Regions from separate parts of the Mus musculus genome. Here region 2 is linked to region 1. Evidence: chromatin loops called from intact Hi-C (ENCODE). Cell type or tissue: left cerebral cortex. All regions are shown on one strand. Region 1 overlaps Tdp1 (tyrosyl-DNA phosphodiesterase 1). Region 2 holds the start of Psmc1 (protease (prosome, macropain) 26S subunit, ATPase 1).

Region 1 (5,000 bases):
CCCCAATGCTGCAACCCTTCAATACAGTTCCTCATGCTGTGCTGACCCCAACCATAACTTTATTTTGTTGCTACCTCATGACTAATTTTTCTACTATTGTGAATCATAATGCAAATATCTGTGTTTTCTGATAATCCTAGCCAACCCCTGTTCAACTCTAAAAGGGGATTACAACCACAGGTTGAGAACCACTGCTCCAGTGGGAGATGCAGGAGAACTGTGGCCCTGTCCTGTCCTGCTGAAGTGCCTTTCCATATTGAGTGTTTCTGGTAATAGCAGTCATCCGGGAATCAGTTGGCTGTGTATTTAGTGCAAGGGGCTGGAAACAAGGGGCTCAAATACTTTGTCTGAGTTCTGCCTCAGCTCTAGGTCTGGGTATATGACTGTGCCTTGGCTACTGTAGTAACATTTATAGATGGAAAACTTTTTTCTTTTTTAGACTGGGCAGCTTAAATAACAGACATCTAGGAAGCCAGAGTCAGGTCACGGTACAGGTCACTCTGGTTCTTGGTAAAGACTCTGCTCGTGCCTTGTGGTTGCTGTGTTCTCCCAGTATTCTTCATGGTAGAGAAGTGAGGGTCCACTAGCACTCTGGTCTCAGTGAGGACTCTGATTGTATTGGAGACCCACATACGCCACCAAGTCTGTCTCACTAAACACTGACCCTCTTGGCTCTGCCCTTTGATGTGTGAGTTGGAGGGTGGGGATGACACACAGGCTCATTCCATGATGTTCATTCTGGCTTTGTCACTTCCCATTTGGTTAAATCTAACTTGTTCGTGTATAAAATGGATTCCTAGTGGCATCGGTACAGCGTTTGAAAGAGTTGGTCCATTAGCCCAAAAAGAAGCATGCGCTAAAGATTATCTGCTGAAGTTGCTTTTATCCCTGTTGTTTGTGCCTTAGTCTGGCCTGAAGCATGTAACTTGTAGCCAACTAAACTCGGGAGCCAGTTCTCCTAGCCACTGTGCTTTCTCAGTTAAAAATGAGCTGGTAAAATGATTGTGTAGTTTTACAGATGTGAAATACAGTTCCTAACTTTCTTCTCTAGTCAAACAGCACAAATGCATGCTGGTCCTCATGTATTTCCCCAAGCTTCGTGGGTCTGCTAGGAGCCTCTGCAGACTGCCTGCTACCCACTTCATAGTCCAGTTGTCCATGTCTCCCCTGGCAGCCAGTCCCATCCTTCCATCCTATGGTTGGGAAAGGACACTGTTTACATAGATGTATTGCTTACAACAAAAGACCTCTTTCCTAAGCACTTAGGCATATTTTCTCATTCTCCCTAACAACTAAATCTCATAACAATAGCCCACTTTAATCAGGCAAAAGCAAAGTCATAGAACATAAGTTATTTTCCAAAGTCAGGCAAATTGTGAGGCAGGATTTGAGGCCAGGCAGTGTATTCCTAAACTGATCACTCAGCGACTTGTTTGTTCCATAGCCATTCTTTCTGGCATATCCTGCTTGACTTGGGTCTCTTGTGCTAGATGTTAGATAAAATGTTTACCCTCGACATACCGGCACTTATAAAACTCATTCTGGATTACAAGGTGGGCTTGGCGGTGTTTATCTCCAGCTTCTGCTGCCTTTGTATGAAACTTTCTCTTTCAACTTAGCATCATGATGTCTTTATGTTGCCACCAATTCCATGCTGTTTAAATCTGTTCTTAAAACTCTGTTCATGCTAACTTTCTTGGGAGCCAAATATCTTATTTAAAACTTTGTTTGGGATCACATTTATATTTTTTGGCAACTAAAAGATTAGGTTTCCCACTTATAACTTCTGTAATTAAAAATGTAATATGTATTAAATCATATTAGGTAACACCCACCCCACCCCCAAGCCCCCAACCAAAGTATTTTAAATGAGCCTGCTGCATACTGTAATAAAAGCTGTGTTCTGTTTGTCCAATAGAGGGCAGTCAAACAGTTTTGTTTTGTTTTGTTTTGTTTTGTTTTGTTTTGTTTTGTTTTGTTTTTAAAGAGTTGCCTTGTTCCCTTCCCCATTTAATTTTCGGTAGACAGGAAAATTAAGCATTTAAGTGCAACTTTTTAAAATAAATTACTTTTTTCCTATCCTAGGCAAAGTTGGATATTGCATTTGGAACACACCACACGTAAGCAACTTTTATGAAGTGGGGGAAGGTATGGTTTTAATTGGTCAAAGGACATAATCAAGGAGCTCTCTGTCAGCATGGAAGCGTGTGATCTGTGCCTCGGAGGCCTCTGCCTATTGCTTAGGACATCTGCCAAGGCCATTGGCAGACAGAATTCAAGAGTAGTTCTGTGGTCATAGACAACTCTGCGTGCTAAGTCAGGGCTTGTGACAGACCTGCTTTTAAAAGTTCTGTCATTTGGCAAGAATGAATTACATTGAATAGTCTATTATTAGTCAGCCCCATACTCTGATAAAGGAAAACTGATTTTATGGAAAGTTGCCAGTCTGCAAGGCTCCAGTGAACTCCTCTGAGATGGCTCAGGAGAAATTGGCCCACCTCTTCCTCTCACGTGAGCCAGTGACAGCTCGATTTATTTTTAACTTAGTTTCATAGCCTCTCACCAAGTACTTTTAGGGTTATTCGGCTTTTCAAGTGGAAAAAACAACAAAATGCAGTTGTCTTTACTTTAATATTTTTACAAATCACATTTCTCTTGAGGGGATTTGGCAAAAGACTGTGACAGAAGATGGCTGTTCTCTCTTTTAATCCAGGAGTGGAAGTTTGGGCCTTGCTGCCCCCAGAGAGGAAGCAGTGTGCTAGGGGTAGTGGCCGTCCTCGGTCTGGCCTGACGCTGCTTCCTGCTGAAGCTGAGATGGAAAGTGACAGTATTGTGGCTGCCTTTCTCTCTGTGTGCATACAGCAGTATTTTTGCCAGTCTGTTGTGAAAAGGAGCCAGACTGGAAGCAGTTAGGCACGAAGTGATAGTTCCATTCTCTGACTTGTCCTGGGTAACATCTACAGGCCACCCCTAATTGGTAGCTTTTGTCCACTAAGGGACAAAAGAGAATTTAGAGTGAACTCAAGTACTGACTCATGCATAAAATACTCATTTTCTAGCTCTGAGCACACAAGATGCCAATTTCAGCTCAGAATACAGATTGCTGTCAGTGGGGGCAGCTTAGCCTTAATGCAAAGCACCACACAGGAAATCCTTGTCTCTCGCCCTTAGCTGAGACCCCAGGATAAATACATTCTTGATTCTAGAAGGCCCTCTGCCAGCCCTGTCACCATTTGGGCCCCGGTATGATTTGTTGGGCCACTGGTGCCCGATTCTTGTGCTGAGCACGTGGTCTGCGCTGTGTAATGAGCTTCACAGGGGAAAAGTTCCGATGTCCCTCTGGGCTAGCAAGCAATGGAGAGCTTGTCGGTCATGCTGTCACCCCCGGGAGAGACTTGCGGGGTCAGAAGACTGCCTCAGACGCTGGCTTGGTGATGCTTCCCTGTGAATGCAGCAGGGAAGGAGCAAAGGGGAAGCTCCCCTTTGTTTAATCATATCAAAATTATTTGGTTCTTTTAATATCACACACCGGAAAGCAGAGACCTAGGATAAATGAGTTTACGTTCCTTGGGGATGAACATGGGGCTAGAGATCATTTTTAACCTTAGTTTTTAATTTGTTCTTGTTTGCTCAGTGCTACAGTTGATTCATTATTTCCTTGGCCCCGTTCAACCCTTGCTCCTTAGAGCAGCTCACACATGCACATTCTGTAGGTTAAATCTAATAGCTCACAATCCAGAGACGTCAGTGGAGTGGAACCCTCCCCAGCCAGAGAGTATCCAGGGTTTACGTTTTTGCTGGAACATCAGGATCTTGTAAAGGATTGAGATCATGTCTGGAGATTTTAGTTTATTATTTTAAAAATTAGGAGGCCGAGCTAGAAGCAGGAGTTCAAGGACAGTCTACGTGAGATCCTACCTCGCCGAAAATTATCCAAGCAATCCCTGTAATGTCACTGAGTCTCAAGTCGGTCATCCTTGTCCTTGTAGCTTTTCACCTCTGAGTGAGAGCACGAAGCATGGGAGATAGAGAAGGGGAAAGCCTCAGCTCACAGTGATGTGATAACAACTCTCCTCCCAGCCAGCAGGGACAACAGTCACTGTGAGGCAGGTTCTGGGGTGACACACACCTGAGCGATGTACTGACCAGGCATTGGCTGGGTACCACGCACAGGGCACAATAGAAATAGTCAGGATTTCACTCCATCTACAGATGTGGTCTGTCCAGCATCTCCAGGGTGCACAGTGGTTCCAGGCATGATGTGTCACACAATGCTTTAGAATGGGAAAGTTCTCTGGTTTGCCCCAGAGTTGGGCAGTACCTCTGAGGGCTCTGAGATCAATAGGGAGAAACAAAGCAGCTGAATGGACAATGTCCTCATGTAAGCAGGAGCCAGCCATAGCCTGCAGGGAGGGGCATGCTTCCCGCCTACTGCTCCAGCTGCTCCTCTGTCTCACCAAGGCCGCATCTCCCACTCACTTTCTAGTACTGAAAATTTTGACCATCCCACCTCCAGCCATGTCAGTACACACAGTGCCCTGGCTTGTGGGCATGTGTGAGTTCATGCTCATTGTGACTCAGATAGTCCTTTTCCTCCAGCTCAGGCTCTGCACTTGTGTAAAGTGAAAATGCTTTGCTCTGTCAGTAGCGTGTGGCTGCGAGACGTCTCACAGGAAATTCTCAGCTCCCAGGCATGGATCCTAAAGGCTTCTTGCCTCGCAAGCACAGCAGCTGGCATTGTGGGAAAGTGAAGAGCCTTCCCTAAGGATGACGCTTCCAAGCCTGTTCACCTCACAGCCTTTCTAGGCTACAAGGCTGCCATGACCCACGTCATCCGGGAATTGACAGGCCAGGCTCTAAGGTGAACAAGAAAGAAATGTGGAGACTGTGACCATTGTGGAAACCGCACCAGTGGTGGTTGTGGGCATTGTGGGATATGTTGAAACCCCACAAGGCCTCCGGACCTTCACGACTATATTTGCTGAGCATATCAGTGATGA
Region 2 (5,000 bases), 210 kb after region 1:
TACCTGCTTATTACAAAATTCATCAAAATTTTGTTTTCTGCTCGCTCATTACAGTATTCCCATCGCCCTCAGGAGAGCCTGGAGCATGGTGAGTGTCCAGAAACTAGCTATAGCAGTGAGAACGAGAAATCTGAGCTGAGTCATTGACCCAAGTGGCACTCTGACATGGGGCAGAGAGAGGCAAAGCCACAAGATGACCACTGAGATGGGGGAGGGGAGGCTTCGTCTGGCTTGGGTCTCATTGTGGTGACATTACCCAAGATATTCTCATTCAAACCACCACATGTGGCTATTCATAATCTCCACCCTCTCCCTCCCCTCCCCCACCCTCTCCCTCCCCTCCCCCACCTTCTCCCCTCCCCCACCCTCTCCCTCCCCTCCCCCACCTTCTCCCCTCCCCCACCCTCTCCCTCCCCTCCCCTTCTTCTTATCCCCATCCATAACTTCTAAAGCATGCGGCTTCTACTTGAATCAGTGCCCACACCACCTCTCTCTCTCTCTCTCTCTCTCTCTCTCTCCCTCTGTTTTTCTTGAGACTGGGTTTCTCTGTGTAGCCCTGGCTGTCCTGGAACTCACTCCTCGAACTCCGAAATCCACTACCTCTGCCTCCCAAGTGCTGGGATTAAAGGCGTGCACCACCACTGCCCGGCCACACTACCTCTCTTAAGAGGACCCAAGAAATAGAAAATAATAGAACAACAAAAAAAAAAAAAAAAAAAAAACCCACAAAATTTATGTTTACTCCATGACAGATAAGTAAAAGCAAGCTGAGTTATCGAAGTCTCTCCGGATGCTTAGGGAGATGGAAGGTGTGGGTGGAAAAGAGGGAGAGTTCCCTCCACGACTGTGTAGATGGGCAGAAAGGAGATTTTAAAATCACGTGACTGTGGCACTTCTGAACGTTGTCTGTCCCACAGAAGGCAAGTCCTAAGCGTCATCGGTTCTGTGTGTGCCGGCCTCTTAGGGAGCCTCCTGTCCTTTCGGTCATATTTGGGTCACACTCCTAGGCATCCCAAGCAATGCTGGCCTTGAAGCCACTTTTAACACAGACCAGAACCCTTTAAATCTTCCCACTTGTAACTTTTTTGCCTCTGAGACAGAGGCTATGTAGCCCTGGCTAGCCTAGAACTTGCTACGTAGACCAGGCTGGTCTCCAACTCACAGTCCTCATGTCTCTACCCACTCTGGAGCCATTTACAGCTCTCGCCTTCTTACAACTCTCTGCTTCCATCCCCTTCTCCCTCTGTCTCACACTGCTGTCAAACAATCCAGTTGCCGTTCAGCGCCCAATCACACATCTAAACGTTGCTGCCACCGTTGGTCCACCGCCTTTGCCTTCACCACATCTGCTGCTTCTCTGTGCTACCAGTTCATGTCTCCAGCCTCCCAAGAGTAAATTTAACTTCCTCCCTTTACCATCAAAGCAGGCAAGACAAGACCAAAGGAAGTCTTTTATTGAGCCTCATGTTACAACATCCAGGGAGGCAGCAATGGAGTGTCCTCCAGCCAACTCACCCAGCAAGCTTGGAGCAGCCTGTATATATAGCAAGATAAAGATTCAGATAACCATAGCACACGTGGGTATTGATGAAGGTTTGTGTTGGCACCAGTCACCTTGTCCCTTTAACCTTCACCTTACAACACACAGTTTCTGTCTGCTGGACCATCAGGGGAAATAGCCCCACCTGGGCTAGGTAGAAATGATGGCAGGGTCTTCTGAAATTCATTGAATGATAGCAAAAGGTCTGATACAAGGTGTTGGGAACGGCTAAGGCCATCAACTGGGATTGTGTATAGTTCTCAGTGTGTCTGTGGAGTACTCAAAATAGCCAGGTCCTTCGGGCTGTTTGACTAACCAGTTCTTTTGTTCAAAGTAGCTGTTAATTAGGGAGTCAGATTTCCTATCCCTCAAACTCTTACTTAGGAATAGGAACACAAAGAGTACTTACATGGACAAGCTAAAGAATTTATCGTTAACATTAATAACACTAATTAATAACAATGTGTAACACCTGCCTGGGGCCCCAAGCCCCAGTTTGTGTCCCTCCTCAGTGATACTTGGACTCTCTCCACATTCAGTGTCCTGTCTTTTTTTTTTTTTTAATTTTTAATTACTTTGTTTATGTTTACATGTATGAGTTTGCACATCACGTGCTTACAGGTGCCCTGAATGGTTGTTAGTTGCCATGTGGGTCCCCTGCTCTTCACTGCTGAGCCCTCTCTCCAGCGCCTCAAGGGTAATTTTAACACAGTATTAGCCACCATCATCAGTCCCTTGTCATCAGAGGGAAGAAAAAAAAAAAAAGCACACATTTAGATCTCTTTCGGCAAAGAACTATTTTCAAGAGAGCTACAAAGTTCAGAAACTAAAGAAGATCATAAATGCTGTGTACACATCAACTTCTCAGTCCCAAGCGCCATTCCTGCCTGACATAAATACTTCTTCCCAATTATAATTTTGCATCCTTTTAAATTTCTAAAATTTTCATATTTTCCCCAAGTCTCCAACGTCCAAGATCATTGTCTTAAGTTACTGACAAAAGCCCAAGATCAGCTACTTAGAATTCCCTCGAGTAAACTATTTTAAGTGCCCACATGTTTAACCAATCCTTGTACCAAACCGCCGAAATAAGCCCTTCGTGCTCAACTTCGCCCGTGAGGAAGTTGGTCCCGATAGGCTTCCGTAGCCTGTTTTTTTTTTTTTTTTTTAAAGTTACTTCCGTTCTGTCCGGGTCGCTTTGGTGGATGCACTTCCGGCGGTGGCGATTTGGAGGACTGAAGGAAGATGGTGAGTGACTAAGGGTTTCGGCTGGTCGTCTCAAACATCCATGCGCCCCAAGGCGGGAGGACGAGGCGATGTGACGCTCGGGTTCATCGCGGGTCGGAGCGGATCTCACTCCCTGGCGGACGCGGGCAGGATGCACGGCGCCCAGGGAGAGACCGGGCTGTGAACCGCTCGAGTAGGCAGGCGCTGAAGGGCTGAAGCCGAGTGGGACAGCCCGGCCGACGCTGGGGACAGCGGCTGAGCCGCAGAGCCAGCGTAGTGTTTCTCCGCAGACGGCTCAGCGCTCTCCGGTTTGGTTGGTTGAGCCGGATTCAGATGTAGGCACGGAGGTTACCGGGCGAGCACGGTTGATGATGGCGCTTCCGTTCTAGAGCAGGGAGACAATAAATATGTCAGGGAACAGGACCGGGCCAGATCGTTACGTAGCTGTGTTGTAAGAAGGTGGCTGGTTTTGTTAGGGTATCAGCGAAGGACCCTTCGTGGATGTGAAATCTAAATCGAGGCCTAAATTAAGGTTGTAAGGGAGTAATCTGTACTGATAGCTGAGCGAAGCCCGGGCAGGGCAGAGGGTCAGGAAATGCAAAAGGAGGCAACCCTGAAGTCCGCCCGAATCATGAGCTGCCAGGCCAATGCATCTGAATGTAGGTGAAGGCCAGAGCACACAAAGGACCGGTGATGACTTTGAAAAGTATCCCAAGCCGGGCGGTGGTGGCGCACGACTTTAATCCCAGCACTCGAGAGGCAGAGGCAGGTGGATTTCTGAGTTCGAGGTCATCCTGGTCTACAGAGTGAGTCCCAGCACAGCCAAAGTTACACAGAGAAACCCTGTCTCGGAAAAGCAAACAAACAAACAAACAAACAAAAAGTATCCCGAACATGCGCCAGGCATTTCCCCAGAGTTGTTCTTACTTCTTAGAACAACCCCGAAGATTATTATTAATGTCCCCATTTTAATGAGGAAACAGAAATACAGCCAGTGACCATTGGTGGGGCACAAATCCTTTCTTTTCTAGAGCAGTTGAGAAACCCTCTGGGTTTGAGAGACAGCAGAACTTAGTGTGATTTCTGTCTAACAAGCTTTGTGACAATATACAGGGCCGTTAACCTCCCTGGACCTTGGTCCTTTTATCTGCCTGTGTATCAAGGGGGCTTTGAGAATCAAGCGGCTCAGGGGTAAAGAACACCTGCTGCACTTTGAGAGAACCCACGTTTGGTTCCCGGCACCCATGCATGCCAGCAGGCTCCAGAATGGTCTGTAACTCCAGCTCTGAGTAGGTCCGAGCCTTGCGTGTGGTCGAATGTGCTTTATGCTTGGCATCATTTCTGAGGTGGTTTTGTCCTGGTACTGAAGCCACCAGTGTTGTAGTGAGAGGTGCTTCCCTAGGGTGGTGAATCAGTGAGTCCACTGTTACTCCTGTTTCAAGCTCCACTGTTGGGCAGATGGGATGGCACTCGACATGAAGCCTGGCAGCTTGAGTTGACTCCAGGACCCACAAGGCAGAAGGAAAGAATCCCTGGAAGTCGCCCTCTGGCTTCCTCTCGAGTGCCCCGGCATGCGGGCACAGACCCACACGTACACTAAACCACATATCTTTGCACAGGAATTTAAAGGACCACCATTTAAGGCATCGCCCAGTGTTAAGCATTGTTTTAAAGTCAGAAATCCCGATGAGCTTTTCATGCGTTTTAAGATGACAGCTTTTCAGATCGGGAAGGAAGTCTTGTCTGGGTCCCAGGCTGTCAGGATAGGAGCTTGGTAGGTTGCTGCTGAAAGTCTTCTGGGTCCTGTGGATCTCTGGAGAGAGTAAATGACCATGCGTGGCGAGTCTCTTTTCACAGTCGGGGAGGTAACTGACATTAGAGGGTGGCAAGTCTGAACCTCCCGGTTGAGAGGGGTGCTCTCTGGCTGCCAGCTTTCTTACTGGCTCCTCATTGTCGCATGGCTCTTGGTTCTAAGAGGCAAGTAATGTCTACACAGTAAGTGCATACCTGGGAGCCCAGGTACTCATTTTCCACACATTACAGTGGGTGGGGGTGGGGGTGCTTGTGTTTTAGAGCCAAAGTACCAGTGAAGTGATAGTATTCTGAATTTATGTGTGTTTTGTCTTTTTTTATCTTTCAGGGTCAAAGCCAGAGTGGTGGCCATGGTCCTGGGGGTGGCAAGAAGGATGACAAGGTAAATACCAAGCAAGATCTGATCGGGCCATAGAAACTG

Evidence for each region. A loop is a pair of places that touch in the nucleus more often than their neighbours do. Peaks named below come from ENCODE experiments on the same cell type or tissue, not always from the same donor. Only the 100,000 strongest peaks of a DNase experiment are listed, where the experiment ranks them.
Region 2: it touches region 1 in a loop (6-fold over the local background); 19 of 42 quality-filtered maps call a loop at or near these places.

What each region holds. Positions count from the first base shown.
Region 1 is chr12:99,900,263-99,905,262 of GRCm38, forward strand. Tdp1 (tyrosyl-DNA phosphodiesterase 1) reads left to right here. Exons shown (of 16, transcript NM_028354.5): 6 at 2,086-2,120. Among named protein-coding and RNA genes, the nearest start is that of Tdp1, 18 kb to the left of the region's middle. In left cerebral cortex, a CTCF peak has its summit at 1,920 (motif pointing right); a DNase peak (open chromatin) is centred at 4,545; H3K27ac peaks cover 184 bases.
Region 2 is chr12:100,107,424-100,112,423 of GRCm38, forward strand. Psmc1 (protease (prosome, macropain) 26S subunit, ATPase 1) reads left to right here and starts at 2,779. Exons shown (of 11, transcript NM_008947.3): 1 at 2,779-2,788; 2 at 4,908-4,961. The coding sequence starts at 2,786. In left cerebral cortex, no CTCF peak of the experiment used is centred here; a DNase peak (open chromatin) is centred at 2,756; H3K4me3 peaks cover 1,909 bases; H3K27ac peaks cover 1,093 bases.